4 separate regions of the Homo sapiens genome follow, and all the other regions are linked to region 4. Evidence: read pairs that join two places in POLR2A ChIA-PET (ENCODE). Cell type or tissue: K562. All regions are shown on one strand. Region 1 holds the start of SDF2L1 (stromal cell derived factor 2 like 1). Region 2 overlaps PPM1F (protein phosphatase, Mg2+/Mn2+ dependent 1F). Region 3 overlaps MAPK1 (mitogen-activated protein kinase 1). Region 4 has its middle 18 kb from the start of YPEL1.

Region 1 (4,000 bases), 110 kb after region 4:
CTCCCTCCCCAGCATGGGCTCTTCAGACACATGCACACACCATTGCATCTGTCTGTGCAGAGACCACTGGTCCCCACGGAGCTAAGGCCTCCTCCTCCACATTTTCCCAGTCCTAACCCCTCTGACCTACCTTCAGCCTAAAATTCAGCCCCTCAGGCTAACAGTCAAGCTGTCTATCTATCTCAAACATTTTCTTCCACCAGCTCCCCAAGGGCACCCACTGTTCCATTCCAATCCCCTGAATTCCAATGACCTCCATGCATTGGCACAATCTCTTCTGCTGGCCTGGGAAGTCTCTCTTTCCCCTTTGTGGCTTGTAGGACTCCTAATCATCCTTTCAGATCTAGCCTGAGTTCCTCCTCCCCAGTGGAGTTTCCTATTCCCCACCCTCAAGGCTGTGTGGATTCCCCTCCTGGGTCCCACTTGCCACCAGAGGAAGAGCTATCCAGGCGTATCTCTCCGGATCTCTCTCCCGTCGTTCTCCCTGCCGGGCCGGGAGCACCTGAGGGCAGGATCCTGGCGGAGTTACTCTGTGTCCCCCGAGGGGGCGCTCAGTAACCATCTCTGAAGTGAAATTTCCATTTCACGAAGAAGCTGAGGCTCGGATTGGAACCCAGGGCTCTGTCTCTGGCCCCTCACACAGGCCAGGAGTCTCTCTGGGGGCTCCGGGAGGGGCTCACCTGGTTGTTGGACAGCGGCGACGGGAAGTGGTGCGTGTGCAGGTTCTTGCCCGTAAGCACATGCGTGAGCCTCACCGCCTGCCCGCAGCGCACCGGGGACCCGCGCGGGCACCCGCCCTCCGAGCCGCCGCGGATCCGCCAGTAGCTATTGGCGTCGTCCGACGCCTCTACGCCGGTCACCGATTGCTGGCCGCTGCCTGAGGAGTGACACCCCACACACCCAGGGTCTCCGTCAATCGCGGAACCCCGGACCCTCGCCCTGGGACCAGAACATGTCCCAGGGGACCCCAAGGGCTCACCCCCAGCCCCCGCCTGACACCCCCTCAGTCTTTGGGCCCGCAGTTCCCCGACGACCGTCCCCACCCTCAATATCCTCGACACCCTCAAAGCTTTGGCCCCTCGACCTCCCAACGACTCTAGAGCCCCCGCCGCCCGGCTTCCAGACGGCCCACAGACCCCCATGACCACCCTGTCTCCACACTCCCAACCCCGAGCCCCGGTTCCCCGCGCTCTCCCAGTCGCTGGCCCCACGCACCGGATCCGTATTTGATGTCGTGCGAGTGCAGCCGCACGCGGTGGTGCGTATTGAGCAGCTTCAGCACCGACCCGCAGGTCACGAGCTCCGCACCGGTCTTGGCGGCACCACCGCCCGGCACTAACAGCGCCAGCAGCAGCCCCAACAGCACCGGCCAGGCAGCCCCGCCGCGGCCCGCGCTCCACATCGCCCCGGCCCGGCTCCAGCCCCTCGGGCCCAGGGGCCGCTTCCGTCCCCGCCGCGGCCCAATCCGGTTCTGACAGCGCCCGCTTGCGGCAGCCAATAGTCGGCCCGCGCGGCACTCCGCTTGCACTGCCACTGGGTCAGCGCGGGGAGGGCCCGCCCCCGGTTCGCGAGAGCCGTAGCTGGGCGGGGACTGGAGACACGAGGAGGGTTTTGATTGGTCCACGCTTCCGAGGACTTACCAATGAGTGCCCAGGGAAGGGCGGCTGAGTCTCCGAGCCGCGGAGAGTGAGCGTGAACAGTTGGTGAAGACGCGGCTCCTCGCAGCCGGTGAGTCCCTGGACACCGGCTCAGGATCCTAGGACCCTGCAGGCACGTTTTCACGACGCCCCTTGATCCTGGACTCCTGGGCACTCAGTAATGAGTCTCTCCCCTCAGAACCTGGGCCCGCAGCTGCAGGGTCTTGAGGTTGTTGGATCGCTAGATTTTGTGGTCACAAAGTCGACAGATCCCGGGGTCACTGAATCGGGATCAGTCCTTAAGTCCCTGGACCCCGGGATTAATGAAACCTCCAGTCATTCGGCCCTAGGCCCTCTCTGATACTGGGTCACCACAGTCCCTAGACCCTGGGGTTTCTGAATTCCCCTGGCCACTTATACATTTGACTCCTTTCGTGGCTAAATCTCGTGGTCACTGGGTCATCGGGCAGGAGAGGGCAGCAGGGAGCTGTAGCGTTGAGAATAATGGCAGCTTCTCACCAGAAAGTCCCAAAGCTGTCTTAGGAAACCAGAGTCAAAGGAGACCAAGGGGCTGTGGGAACCATGCCTGGGCGACCGTGTCCCAGGTCTCCTGGCCATGAGTAGGTCTCCTTCTTGCCGCCTTCTCAGAGTGTTGTCAGCTCAACCTTCAAGGGAGGAAAACTTACACCTCTGTTTATTTATTCATTCATGGGACATTGTTACAGCAGCTTCACTCCAGATCCTGTGGGGTCACAGAGCAAATAGCTCTGGGCTCAAGAGTCTGACTAGGGTGTAGTTGAAGCACAGGCAAAGCAGAGAGAAAAGTTCATATTTAATTAAATCATCCAGAATTTTGCGTTCAGAAAATCCAGAGTAAAGCCATTTTCATTACAGCAACATGTTATTTTGGGGGTTTCGTGTTTAATACTGTTTTGATTTTGAGTTACATGTAGTATAAGACACCTTGATCTTTTCAGCATTTAGGTGTCCAAACGGTTAAAAGTCAGTCTGCCCTGGATTTGGTAGTCCCTGCACTTGAGGGGTCTCCAGTCTAGGGTGGAAGAGCTGAAGTACTATCTGAGAGGCGATGGATATATACTCTTGGACATGTCAGCCATCATCTCAAAATCAGCACATCCAAAGCAGAATTCCTGGTCTCCGCCCTCAAACTACCCCTCCCCCAGGCTTATGAGTCTCAGTAAATGGCACCTCCATTCTGCAGATGCTCAGGCCCAAAACTTGGGATTCTTCTTTCATTCGTCTCTTTACCTTGCTCCTCACATCTCATTCAACAATTTTTTTTTCTTTAATACGGAGTTTCGCTCTTGTTACCCAGGCTGGAGTGTAATGGCGCGATCTCGGCTCACTGCAACCTCCACCTCCTGGGTTCAAGTGATTCTCCTGCCTCAGCCTCCTGAGTATCTGGGATTACAGGCATGCATCATCACGCCCGGCTACTTTTTTAAATATATTTAGTAGAGACAGGGTTTCACCATGTTGACCAGGCTGGTCTCAAACTTCTGACCTCAGGTGATCCACCTGCCTCAGCCTCCCAAAGTGCTGGGATTACAGGCATGAGCCACCACGGCACCCAGCCTTTTTTTTTTTTTTTTTCAAACTTTTGAGTCTCCCATGTGCATCATTCAAGAAGTCTTTTTTTTTTTTTTTTTTTTTTTTTTTTTGAGACGGAGTCTTACTCTGTCACTCAGGCTGGAGTGCAGTGGCACGATCTCGGCTCACTGCTGCAACCTCTGCCTCCCGGGTTCAGGCAATTCTCCTGCCTCAGCCCCCTGAGTAGCTGGGATTACAGGCATGTATCACCACACCCAGCTAATTTTTGTATTTTTAGTAGAGACGGGTTTTCACCATGTTGGCCTGGCTAATTTGTGTACTTTTAGTTGAGACGGGGTTTCACCATGTTGGCCTGGCTGGTCTTGAACTCCTGACCTCAGGTGATCCACCCGCCTTGGCCTTCCAAAGTGTTAAGATTACAGGTATAGGCCGGGCCCGGTGGCCCACACCTGTAATCCCAGCACTTTGGGAGGCGAAGGCAGGAGGATCACCTGAGGTCAGGAATTCCAGACCAGACATGGTGAAACCCCGTCTCTACTAAAAATGCAAAAATTAGCCAGGCATGGTCTCATGTGCCTGTAATCCCAGCTGCTCGGAGGGCGGAGGTGGGAGAATCACTTGAACCCAGGAGGCAGAGGTTGCAGTGAGCCAAGATCGCGCCACTGTCCTCCATCCTGGGCAATAAAGTAAGACTTCGTCTCAAAAGAAAAGTGGTAAAAGCATAGATCAAAAGATCATGCCAGTTCCCTGCTAGAACCTGCCAGCCATTTCCCAATTGCATTTAGGACCGT
Region 2 (4,000 bases), 170 kb before region 4:
ACAGCTCCTACAAATCTCATAGAAACCTGTGGCTCACCACCCTATGGGCTGGAAGTAGAGCTTCCAATATTCCGGAAATGAGGTTTATCCTCCTCCCGCGTTCATGCTGACAATCCTTTTTTCTCTTTTGGGAAAAAAGTGGGTTCGCTGGGCGCGGTGGCTCACGCCTGTAATCCCAGCACTTTGGGAGGCCGAGGTGGGTGGATCACCTGAGGTCGGGAGTTCGAGACCAGCCTGATGAAACCCCATGTCTACTAAAAAAAAAATACAAAAAATTAGCCAGGCATGGTAGTGAGCCCCTGTAATTCCAGCTATTCAGAAGGCTGAGGCAGGAGAATCACTTGAACCCAGAAGGCGGAGGTTGCAGTGAGCTGAGATCGCGCCACTCCACTCCAGCCTGGATAACGAGGAAAACTCTGTCTCAAAAAATAATAATAAAAATAAATAAAAATTTTAAAAAGTAATGGGTCTGGCTGGGCATGCTGGCTCACGCCTGTAATCCCAGCACTTTGGGAGGCCAAGGTGGGCGGATCACCTGAGATCGGGAGTTCGAGACCAGCCTGGCCAACATGGTGAAACCCCTTCTCTACAAAAAATACAAAGTTAGCCAGGTGTGGTGGCACGCGCCTGTAATCTCAGTTACTTGGGAGGCTGAGGGAGGAGAAGTGCTTGAACCCAGAGGCGGAGGTTACAGTAAGCGGAGATCGTGCCACTGCACTCCAGCCTGGGCAACAGAGCCAGACTGTGTCTCAAAAAAAAAAAAAAAAGTAGCTGGGCGCGGTGGCTCACGCCTGTAATCCCAGCACTTTGGGAGGCCAAGGCGGGTGGATCACCTGAGGTCAGGAGTTCGAGACCAGCCTGACCAACATGGTGAAACCCCATCTCTACTAAAAATACAAAAAACATTAGCCGGGCGTGGTGGTGCCTGCCTGTAATCGCAGCTACTTGGGATGCTGAGGCAGCAGGATCACCTGAACCCTGGAGGTGGAGGTTGCGGTGAGCCAAGATTGCACCATTGCACTGCAGCCTGGGCGACAAGAGCGAAACTCCATCTCAAAAAAAAAAAAAAAAGTGGGTCCAGCCTGCATCTCATTGTCTCAGCATGCGGTCAGTGCCGGGTCTCAGGCTGTGGGCACTGTGACCACACCTCCTTCCTGGTACTTAGAAAATCTCTCCCTCCCCAGCTGATTGCCAGGGATTTGGCACCTACCCCTCTGAAACATTCTGTCCTTTTTGGCAGATGTGGCACCTTCTTGACAGCCCATCCTCAGGCTGTGTCTTTCCTTGTGTCTCTGGACACTCCAGGAAGTGAGGCCAGGATGGGACGGCTAGGGCAGAGAAAGAGGGAGCTCGGCCTGGTGTGGTGGCTCATGCCTGTAATCCCAGCACTTTGGGAGGCTGAGGTGGGCAGATCACAAGGTCAAGAGATCGAGACCATCTTGGCCAACATGGTGAAACCCCATCTCTACTAAAATACAAAAAAAAAAAAAAACAATTAGCTGGGCATGGTGGCGCGAGCCTGTAATCCCAGCTACTCGGGAGGCTGAGGCAGGGGAATCGCTTGAACCCAGGAGGCAGAGGTTGCAGTGAGCTGAGATCGCGCCACTGCAGCCTGGCGACAGAGCAAGACTCCATCTCAAAAAAGAAAAAAGAAAAAAAGGGGGAGCTCACAGGCCAAGGTCAGGGGTTTCCGTTCCCAGGCAAGTGGGAAGTACTGGGCAGTTTGCATAAGGGAGCAACAGACCCCAGACCCCATGAGAGCAGGTTGGTCTCTGTCCCTGCAGGATGTGAGGTCTAGGCCTGGGTAGGTGGGGAGGAAGCTGTGGACACCGTGGTCCTCTGACCCGGGCTCTTCTCCGCCTGTCCAGGGGATGTCTTCCAGAAGCCCTACGTGTCTGGGGAGGCCGATGCAGCTTCCCGGGCGCTGACGGGCTCCGAGGACTACCTGCTGCTTGCCTGTGATGGCTTCTTTGACGTCGTACCCCACCAGGAAGTTGTTGGCCTGGTCCAGAGCCACCTGACCAGGCAGCAGGGCAGCGGGCTCCGTGTCGCCGAGGAGCTGGTGGCTGCGGCCCGGGAGCGGGGCTCCCACGACAACATCACGGTCATGGTGGTCTTCCTCAGGGACCCCCAAGAGCTGCTGGAGGGCGGGAACCAGGGAGAAGGGGACCCCCAGGCAGAAGGGAGGAGGCAGGACTTGCCCTCCAGCCTTCCAGAACCTGAGACCCAGGCTCCACCAAGAAGCTAGGTGGTTTCCAGGCCCCTGCCCTCCCCTTCCTCCCATCCTTGTCCTTCTCTCCCTCAGAAGCCTCAGGACCCAACAGGTGGCAGGCAGTGGACAGGGTGCCCGCCCCACAGTGCTTTCCCCAGCACCCCAGAGCCAGTCGGGACACCCCCCGCAGCCCGTCCTGGTGGCTGTGGAACTGCACTGGGTGGCGGGCAGATGGTGGAAGGCAGCTTAGGAGACCTCACCAAAGAGAAGATGGACCGGCTCTTGCTCCCAGCTCCTATTAGGCCCGGGGTGGGACCAGAGGTCATAGGTGCCCAACGGCAGCCAAACCAAAGACACTGGTGTGCATGGGGCAGCATGGTTGTGCACGTGGGACCCTGGGGCGGACCCAGGAGCCAAACTCTTGAAGCACCCCCTGGGTCAGGCCCAGCAGCGGAGTGGCCAGCCCCAGTTTCCCATTGCTCCTCTCTGCGGCCAGGGCCAGGTGGGTTCATATTTACAGATATGCCCAGCCAGTCCTGGTCGGCCACACCAGTGTCCCAAAGAGGAGAGCGCAGCAGAGCCAGGGGTCTGTTCTGTAGCAGCCACCCCCCTGCCCCCACTCCAGGGCAGCCATGATGTGCTTGGGCCCACCAGGGCCTTCCGGGCTGCTCTCTTCCCTGAGCCCGGAACCGGCGACGCACATGTGTCTTTTGTTGGTGTGTTTGTTTTTTTCCAGGGAGGTCTAATTCCGAAGCAGTATTCCAGGTTTTCTCTTTGTTTTATCAGTGCCAAGATGACCTGTTGTGTCATATAATTTAAGCAGAGCTTAGCATTTATTTTATTCTTTAGAAAACTTAAGTATTTACTTTTTTAAAGCTATTTTTCAAGGAACCTTTTTTTGCAGTATTATTGAATTTATTTTCTAAATCAGGATTGAAACAGGAACTTTTCCAGGTGGTGTTAATAAGCCATTCAAGTGCCTTACACAGCTTTGAAGAAACTAGGACTGCAGTGGGCTCGGATAGGCCCATTGAGGTTTTTAGAAAAGCAGGATTTGTTTTGTTAGGGAGGCATGATTTTGGTGAGATCTTTCTGGAAGAGTTTTCCGCCTCTTTGTGATGCTGAACACCCCCAAGGTTCTCCCCTCCCCCCGCTGCCCAGGTGACTGGCAGGAGCTGCGACTGCCACGTAGTGGTGCCTGGGCCCGACAGCGGGGCTCTGGGCATCCCGGGTGACCTTGGCCCATCTGCCTGCATTCCCACCCCCTTGGGCCTGGCTGGATCCCAGGCAGAGGGACCTTGCTGCTGTGTGATTGGAACATTCCCAAATATCTTGTGAATTTGTAATCAAATTGGTCTCATTGGGAAAGACTCTTAATTAAGAGGCTCAGGCAAGCACAGAGGCAGCCCGTGGGTCTCTGTCTCAGTCTGGAGGCAGCAGGGATGCTGCTGGGAGTCCATGGCACAGGCCACAGCCCCTCACCTTGCCGCGGTGGCTGGCAGCACGCCTGCCTTGCTCTGCCCCATGCCCTGAACAGGCATGAGAGCTCCACGTCCCCTAGTGCACCCTGAGAGGGGGCTCACAAGTGACCGATCCTGGGTGCCTCAGGGAGCTCACTGAGGGCGTGCAAAGTTGAAAGTGGCAAGGCTGGGGGAGGGTGTCGGGTAGAGGGAAGAGGGCAGGGGGCTAGGGGAGGACTCAGAGGCCATCTGCAGGGCCAAGCCACAGGAAGGGCTGAGCTGGAGGTGGGCAGGGCTGCTCCAGGCAGGTCAGAGCAGTGCAGGGGGA
Region 3 (4,000 bases), 100 kb before region 4:
TCAAAGGATTGTCATGAGTATTAAATAAAACAGTATACTTGAAGTCCTGAGCACTTGGTACCTAGTTAATGCTCTGTTATTCCTTTGAAGTAAACAGGGTTGACAAGATGTGAATCCCCCTTTGTCTCGGTCTCTATGTAAAGCAGCATGTGCAGAAGTACAAATATTTGGCTTGGTGGTCAGATGACTTTACAATGGTATGGAAGTGATACACATGCAGTAGAAACCTTACTTCCGAGTACCCACGCAACTGTTCTGTTTTTCATTTTCAGTATAGTATTTCATACATCATATGAGTTACTCAACACTTTTATTATAAAATGGGCTTTGCGTTAGATGATTTTGCCCAACTGTAGGCTAATGTAAGTGCTCTGAACATGTTTAAGGTAGGCTAAGCTAAGCTGTGATGTTTGGTAAGTTAGGTGTATTAAATGTATTTTCAGCTAGGCTGGGTGCAGGACTCATGCCTATAATCCCAGGACTTTGGGAGACCGAGGCATGAGGATTCCTTGAGCTTAGGAGTTTGAGACCAATCTAGGCAACATAGTGAGGCCTTTTCTGTACTAAAGGTACTAAAAATTAAAAAAAAAAAAAATTAGCCAGGTGTGGTGGTACGTGCCTATAGTCCCAGCTACTTGGGAGCCTGGGGCTGAGGATCGCTTGAACCTGAGTGGTCAAGGCTACAGTGAGCCGTCGTCGTGTCACCGCATTCCCGCCTGGCAACAGAGCAAGAAACTTTCCCAAAAAAAACAAGCATTTCACCTTATGAGGTTTTCCATTTATGAAGGGTTTATTGGGATGTAAGTCCATAGTAAGTCAAGGAGCATCTTTATATAGTTAGAATAGGGACAGTCAAGTGTTTCATGCATAATCCAAATCTTCAGGAGGCAACATCAAGGTAACCCGAGTTTAGGGATATTCTGCAAAATAACTGGCCTGTAAACCTCAAAATTAAGTCAAGATCATGGAACCAAGAAAACACTGAGGAATTGTTCCACACTAAAGAAGTGTGCAGAAACATGGCAACTCCATGTGGTTCATGATTCTGAATCGGCATGATTGGCAAAACTAGAATGTCTGAAAATTAGATTGTAGTCGTGTATCTGTGTTAATGATTTTATTTTTATCTTCTTTTTTTTTTAACTCTTCTTTTTTTTGGTATTTTCTTTTTTGTTTTGGTTTGTCCTTCCTTTTTTTTGTTGTTTTTTGTTTTTTGTTACAAACCCTTGTGTCGATAGCTGACTGCTCTGCTGTATACGAAACCCTGACCCAGAAACAGGTTGTCTGTGAATGGTTTAGCACAGGTCCCCCGTGAATGTGCATTGTGTGACGGGCAAAAGTGTGGCCGCCTTTCTACTGTGCCAAGTTTTCCAGCATGAGAGGCTTTCCATATCTGGTCCTCAGATATGTGGTGTGAATGAAGGGGGGACCAGCTATCCGAGGCCAACCGAGGCTCCACAGTTGGCTGCCATGTCATTTTGCCTGGGCGGGATTCTGACTTAGAGGCCTTTGGTCATAATCTGACAGGTGAGCGTTGACGATTTTGATGGTAGCATTTTGTTTGTATGGGAGAATAGTCTAGTTTTGTTTGTTGGAAATAGTCACTAAAGTATTGGGGGATAATGAGAAAGAAATACTGGCAAACTTACTCTCACATGCTTCAGAGACTAAAAGTTTGATAAGCTAGATATAGAACTTTTCCTATGGTTTGAGATATAGTTCCTTTTCTCTAAAGAGTTGTCGGTGAGTCCCTTTCAGAAACGTACTTGAGTGAGGATGTGTTGAAATTTGTGGGAAGCTGTGAAAGGCAGCTTTTAGCCTACCAAAAGAGGACTGGCCTGGAAGGCAAGAGACCTGAGTCTTGGTCCCTGCTTCTGATGACATGTCACATGGGCATGTGCTCGTCACTCTGCTTCTGCAAGTTTTTGTGTTTCTCATCTGTGGAGTTAAGGGATTGGGATGGTCTCTAGGGTCTCGTACAGCTCTAATATTGTCACCGCCCTCAGGAACATTACATGAAATTAGCATATATGCAATATATTAAGATTCATGTGTGGATTGTTTCCCAGTTACTAGCGCTGTCTTTAATGTAATTTACCTCAGAAATCTCTGGATAATCATTATTGAGATATAATGAAATAGGGAAAAACTTGAGGTTAAAAACTAGTAAATTGATTTACTTCAACATTAAAAGCCCACAATTAAACCCTTGAGGAAAATGACTATTTTTATTTTTTATTTTTTGCTCTGCAAGTAAGGTTGGAACTTCGTAATACTGTATGACAGTAGTCGTTTACCTCACGAATTAGATTATTCATGTGTGTTTGACTGAAGAGAGTTTTTACCTAGTGACTGGAATGAATGTTAATGCTGCTATTTTGGCATTGGAAAAAAAAGGTGTAATGAAAAATGTCAAGTTTGAGAGAGAGAGAAATACTTAAATAGAACTGATTTAAAAGCAATTCTGAAAAAGAAAGAACTTGGCACAATCTTTCTATGAAAGCAAAGACTTTACTGCACAGCTAAAGAAAATGAAGCAAAAACAATACATTGCCCCAATTAATGTTTGAATTCACTGAACACAAGGTAGGCTAGCAAAGTAGAGAGTAATATCTTTGCCTCACCTTGGCCACAAGGATTTATTTTGTCAGTAACCAAGTTTAGTGTACTGCTATTTAGCTTTTTCACTACAGATGTGAAAATGTTTCTTTTTGGGGTTTGTTTGAAATTTTCTTTCCCTTTTCAATTTAGCAGTGCTGAACCTATCCTCAAATAAATTTACATTTTTCCCATTAAATCAACTTTGTTTCTGTTCCATGGTTGAAGCAAATACTTTATAAAGAAAAAAATCAGTGTAGACCTTTCACAAGTTAATTATTACTGCAGGGCTATATAGGCAAATAAAAATATTAGATGTTATGTTTTAGACCAGTGAAAAAACAGTTGGTAGTGATGCTAGATTAAGACTTGCCAGAATGTTCATCCCCTTAGTGAGCCATTCTGCTTATGATAACATTTTGTAATGTTTTCAGGCATTCTTTTGGGACAGCCCTGATCACTTATCATTCAAAGGGATGATAAAAGTGACAATCTTTAGACGTGTTGTAAATTCTTTCTTTCTTTCGTCCAAAGGGAGCTAGAAAGAAAAGACATTTGTGATTATCTGTCCACTTGAACACAACTGCTAGAAAGAGCTATTTAATTATTGCCAACAAGGCAGTGTGAGAGTTTATAGTAACATTAGGAGTGTTTCCAGTTATCCCAGCAGGATTCAGCATTCAAGAACTGGTAAATTTTGGCCAGACGCGGTGGCTCACACCTGTAATCCCAGCACTTTGGGAGGCCGAGGCAGGCGGATCACCTGAGGTCAGGAGTTCGAGACCAGCCTGACCAACATGGAGAAACCCCGTCTCTACAAAAAATACAAAATTAGCTGGGTGTGGTGGCACATGCCTGTAATCCCAGCTACTCGGGAGGCCGAGGCAGGAGAGTCGCTTGAACCTGGGAGGCGGAGCTTGTGGCGAGCCGAGATTGTGCGCCATTACACTCCAGCCTGAGCAACAAGAGTGAAACTCTATCTCAAAAAAAAAAATCTGGTAAATGTTTGTCTGGCATCATAGAATTTAATGCTTACCTCTAAAAATGTAAATTGGAAAATATTTTAGCCTTATGTGGTGTGTGATGTTAGCAGGGAAGTCTCTAATGTTTTCACATGAAGTCAGATGCTGGCTTTGGACCGAGGTGTATTTTGTTTACTTAAGGCAGTATCCATCATTTCCTATTTTAGTTTTTTGTTTCTTTTTGTTTGTTTGTTTTTTGAGATGGAGTCTTGCTCTGTCTCTCAGGCTGGAGTGCAGTGGTGCCATCTCAGCTCACTGCAACCTCCACCTCCTGGTTTCAAGCAATTCTCCTGCCTCAGCCTCCCAAGTAGCTGGGACTACAAGCGCGTATTGCCACCCCCAGGTAATTTTTTGTATTTTAGTAGAGACAGGGTTTCACC
Region 4 (4,000 bases):
GAACCTGTCTACCTCCCACAGATAGCATAATGTGCCTGCCATAGAGGAGCCAAAAAATGGTGATGGGAACTGAGAGGAGAGCAAATGTCACAAAAGACTGAGCAATTGAGAAAACAAAACAAGACCACAGATGACTGTTAACGCCTCCACAGTGGACCAAGAAAGGACAGAGAGCTGGCAGCATGGGCATCACTGTCTGGTCGGCAGCAGGAAGGCCTCGCTAGGGAATTGAGTACAGTCATCTAACTAGTTTAAAAGTACAGGAAGGATGATTAAGGCTATTGGAGAGGTCATACAAATAGGGGAGGGGCAGGCAATGGCTGATAAGACATGAATTTGTAAGGCGATGAGTATTGCAGTCAGCAAAACAAACGAGACTGCTCTCCCAACACATAACTCAGCAGGGAGGCCAGGCATTGGTTTAACCATTTAATATAAAGAAGTTAAAATTACAAATGCGCTAAGTGCCTAAAGAAGAATAAGTGCAGGAATGAGAGCAGCATGGACTGCCACAGTTTTAGAATAAGCACTGTCACTGCTAGATTGGAAACAAAAATCCATAAATTTGGCCCGGTGTGGTGGCGGACGCCTGTAGTCCCAGCTACTTGGAGGCTGAGGCGTGAGAATCGCTTGAACCCGGGAGGCGGAGGTTGCAGTGAGCCGAGATGGCGCCACTGCACTCCAGCCTGGGCGTCAGAGTGAGAACTCTGTATCAAAAAATAAAAATAAAAAAAAGTCCATAAATCTGCAATGTCTCAGTTAAGAAAGAAAGACTGGGCCAATGCAGATTTCAAACCGGAGAAAGTCATACTGTCAGTGAAGGCCGCCTGTGGCCGGAAGGCGCCAGGGGATTAGCACCCTGGACTCAGTGTTGCTGGGAAACAGGGCCCCAAGGCTGGGAGCACAGTGTTTAAAGGGCATCTACCCAAGAAGGGAGCACAGGGCAAGGAGGAGCTGCAGGGGGGCTTGGCTGCCAAAGTGAATTCTGAGGAGAGAGCTATTGCTGCCTACGATATGCAGGCTGCACAGAACACAAGTGGAATCAGCAGGCAGGAGAGGCAGCTAACGACGCAGCCCGTTTCTTATTTCTGTTTTCTCACAAGCGATGAAAGTGGAAAAGAGGGTGAGCAGGTGGCCCACACATGTGCCTCCAGTGCTGCGGCCCCTCCGGGGACCATCAGCCAGGCCCCGGGGAGGGAGCCAGCCACAGTGTGTCCGGCTCTTCTCTGAAGGGAAGAGAGCCTTGAATAGACTGAAGCGAAGACGGTTCTGCAAGGACAAGGCAGACCGAAGGCATTGGTTTTTTTTTTCAGATAAGGAGAATTAGACTCCCAAGTAGACACCAGAGTCACTGTTTGGTTGGTGGGTGATAGTGGGGTCACAGTGGCTGCCTGTGCTCCCCCAGGGTGAGCGTGACTGTGCTAACCTGGGTGGGGCAGCATGCACACCCCTCTGGCAGCCCTTTGTTGCTCGCTGATGACAAGTTTGGATGATCCCGCCAAACAGCTTGCTAAGATGTAGTCCCCAGTGTTGGAGGTGGGGCCTGATGGGAGGTGCTACCCTTGTGAGATAAGGTTGTGTAAAAGCCTGTGGCACCTCCCCACACTGACGCTCTCACCCCTGCTCTGGCCATGTGCCGCGCCTGCTCCCACTTCCCCTTCTGCCAGGAGTAAAAGCCCCCGAGACCTCCCAGAAGCCAAGCAGATGCTAGTGCCATGCTTCCTCTGCAGCCTGCAGAACTGTGAGCCAATTAAACCTCTTTTCTCTATAAATTATGCAGTCTCAGGTATTCTTTTATACCAACACAAGAACAGCCTAACACTCACATATCCGACGTTGACACGAAACCGACTCAGGGTTAAGTGTATACACAAGCTCCCCTGTTTTAAGAAGGTGCTATCATTGGCAGGGCGCGGTGGCTCACACCTGTAATCCCATCACTTTGGGAGGCCGAGGCAGGCGGATCACAAGGTCAGGAGTTTGAGACCAGCCTGGCCAATATGGTGAAACCCCACTTCTACTAAAAATACAAAAATTAGCCAGGCATGGTGGCTTGTGCCTGTGGTCCCAGCTGCTCGGGAGGCTGAGGCAGGAGAATTGCTTGAACCCAGGAGGTGGAGGTTGCAGTGAGCCGAGGTTGCGCCACTGCACTCCAGCCTGGGTGACAGAGCGAGACTCCGTCTCAAAAAAAAAAAGAACGTGCTGTCATCAAAATAGGCACCACCTGAGATCAGAGAACACAGAGTTTCCCCTGGCAAAAGGAGCTCCAAAGGGAAGACAGACACACCCAGCCACCCAGGCTGGCCATATCTGGGCACTGGAGGAAGTGTCCCGGCAGCAAGGGCTCTGGTGACTGCTCTGTGAGGATTCCTCGTGGCTGAGACGTTGGCCCGGCCCCACCTTGGCACAATCTAGTTGGAGCATCCACTAGATGCTCCCATGAGCTGTGCAGCCCAAGGTTGAGGTCAGAGATAGCAAGGCCACCTGGGTGACAGCATGGTCTGCTGCATGCCACGCCCCTCCCCTCTTTGTCTTTGCTTTGTGCTTTCTTTTCCTAGGAGGTGGCAGGTGTACATTTCTGGCTCTGAGCCCATGTCAGACCCCCAAAGGAGCCCCCACTGTCCTGATCCCCTGCACGGCACCCCACCACAAGCAGCAGGCACACGTGGTGGGAATCAGGTAACGCAGTTCCCCCGGGAAGCCCCTTCCATGGAAGACCACTCCTGCTGCTGCAGCCTGCTGGTCCTGTGCCCTTTCAGGATCAGCCCTTCGACCCCAGCCAAGGGCCCTGGCCAGGCCTCCACTGCCGGCCCCAAGGCTTAATGCACAGCATGTGCCTGCCAGATCTGACTCCAGAGGATGGAGGAAAGGCCCAAGACCACACAGCCCTGGGCCACAGCAGAGAGCAGGACACTCCTGGTGTGCAGGAGAATTTCCAAGGTGCAGCACCTCTTGACAGATACACCAGGAGGTTTAATACTTTGTATTACCTTGGTAACCAGAGAAGAGGAATCATTAAAACTCGAAAATAGTGCTGTGTGCTGTGCAGTGGCTCACACCTGTAATCCCTGTGCTTTGACAGGCCAAGGTAAGAGGATCTCTTGAAACTAGGTGTTCAGAGCCAGCCTGGACAACACAGGTTGTATTTACCTCTACAAAAAATAATGAAAAAAAAAATTAGCCAGGTATAGTGGCGCATGCCCGTGGTCCCAGCTACTGGAGAGGCTGAGGCAGGAGGATCACTTGAACCCAGTGGTTCAAGGCTGCAGTGAGCTATGATCGCACCACTGCACTCCTCCTGGGCAACAGAGCAAGACCCACTCTCTTTAAAAGAAAAAATGCCATGTCAGCCAGCAGTGGGGAGGCTACATGCAGGTGCCGAGAACTCCAGGACGTTTCTGTCCACAGAAATCTTTCATTTTACCTCCTGCCATTGATGCTTTCATCTGTTCACTCTGCACAAGTAGACCTTGCACTGCATTTACGAATGTTTGGCTCTCCAGGACTGTAATGTTAAATCTTGAAGGTTGTAATTAACATTCCATTGTCAGGATCGTCTCAGATCACTGGAAGCCCATGTCTCTCCTTGGCCATGGTTATCAAACTCCTCTTAGACAAGTCCTGACCCCTGTGAGGCCCCCGAAGCCTCTCTCTTCAGCAAACCTGGTCATTCCTCCCCTCTTGCTCATCTCTCTATTTTTAAAGTAGATTTTACTCTTTTAGTACCGCTTTTTACAGAGTAATTAAGCAGATAGTACATGGAGTCCCACACACCCACCCCTGCACCATCAGCACACCTATCCCCCGCCAACCCTTGACAGCCATGCGGCTTTTTACTGTTGCTGTGGTTTTGCCTTTCTAAAATGTCATGTAGTTAGAACAGAATGTGTCATTTTCAGACATCTTTCAGCCATATGCAGTCAATATTCCACCATGTCTGTTGGTGGCTACATAGCTCATTTCTTCTTATCACTGAATAATATTCCATTGTATGGATATA

What was found. ChIA-PET counts read pairs that join two places held together with the same protein. Peaks named below come from ENCODE experiments on the same cell type or tissue, not always from the same donor. Only the 100,000 strongest peaks of a DNase experiment are listed, where the experiment ranks them.
Region 1: POLR2A ChIA-PET joins it to region 4 with 5 read pairs; 1 of 35 experiments calls an interaction of 5 or more read pairs at or near these places.
Region 2: POLR2A ChIA-PET joins it to region 4 with 5 read pairs; 3 of 35 experiments call an interaction of 5 or more read pairs at or near these places.
Region 3: POLR2A ChIA-PET joins it to region 4 with 8 read pairs; 9 of 35 experiments call an interaction of 5 or more read pairs at or near these places.

Annotation. Positions count from the first base shown.
Region 1 is chr22:21,639,739-21,643,738 of GRCh38, reverse strand. It overlaps SDF2L1 (stromal cell derived factor 2 like 1), which reads right to left and starts at 1,437. Exons shown (of 3, transcript NM_022044.3): 1 at 1,216-1,437; 2 at 681-877. The coding sequence starts at 1,402. RefSeq lists a silencer at 1,199-1,628. In K562, CTCF peaks have their summits at 551 (motif pointing right), 1,496 and 2,110 (motif pointing right); DNase peaks (open chromatin) are centred at 528, 858, 1,568, 2,108 and 2 weaker places; H3K4me3 peaks cover 2,496 bases.
Region 2 is chr22:21,921,340-21,925,339 of GRCh38, reverse strand. It overlaps PPM1F (protein phosphatase, Mg2+/Mn2+ dependent 1F), which reads left to right. Exons shown (of 8, transcript NM_014634.4): 8 at 1,869-4,000. The coding sequence ends at 2,248. Among named protein-coding and RNA genes, the nearest start is that of PPM1F-AS1, 15 kb to the left of the region's middle. RefSeq lists an enhancer at 3,458-4,000. In K562, no CTCF peak of the experiment used is centred here; no DNase peak of the experiment used is centred here.
Region 3 is chr22:21,853,786-21,857,785 of GRCh38, reverse strand. All of the region lies in intron 1 of MAPK1 (mitogen-activated protein kinase 1), which reads left to right. Among named protein-coding and RNA genes, the nearest start is that of MAPK1, 12 kb to the left of the region's middle. RefSeq lists an enhancer at 1,443-1,944. In K562, no CTCF peak of the experiment used is centred here; DNase peaks (open chromatin) are centred at 1,337, 1,945, 2,637 and 2,985.
Region 4 is chr22:21,752,272-21,756,271 of GRCh38, reverse strand. No RefSeq gene overlaps it. Among named protein-coding and RNA genes, the nearest start is that of YPEL1, 18 kb to the right of the region's middle. RefSeq lists enhancers at 1,192-1,261, 1,642-1,771. In K562, no CTCF peak of the experiment used is centred here; DNase peaks (open chromatin) are centred at 301, 901, 1,521 and 2,433; H3K4me3 peaks cover 1,417 bases.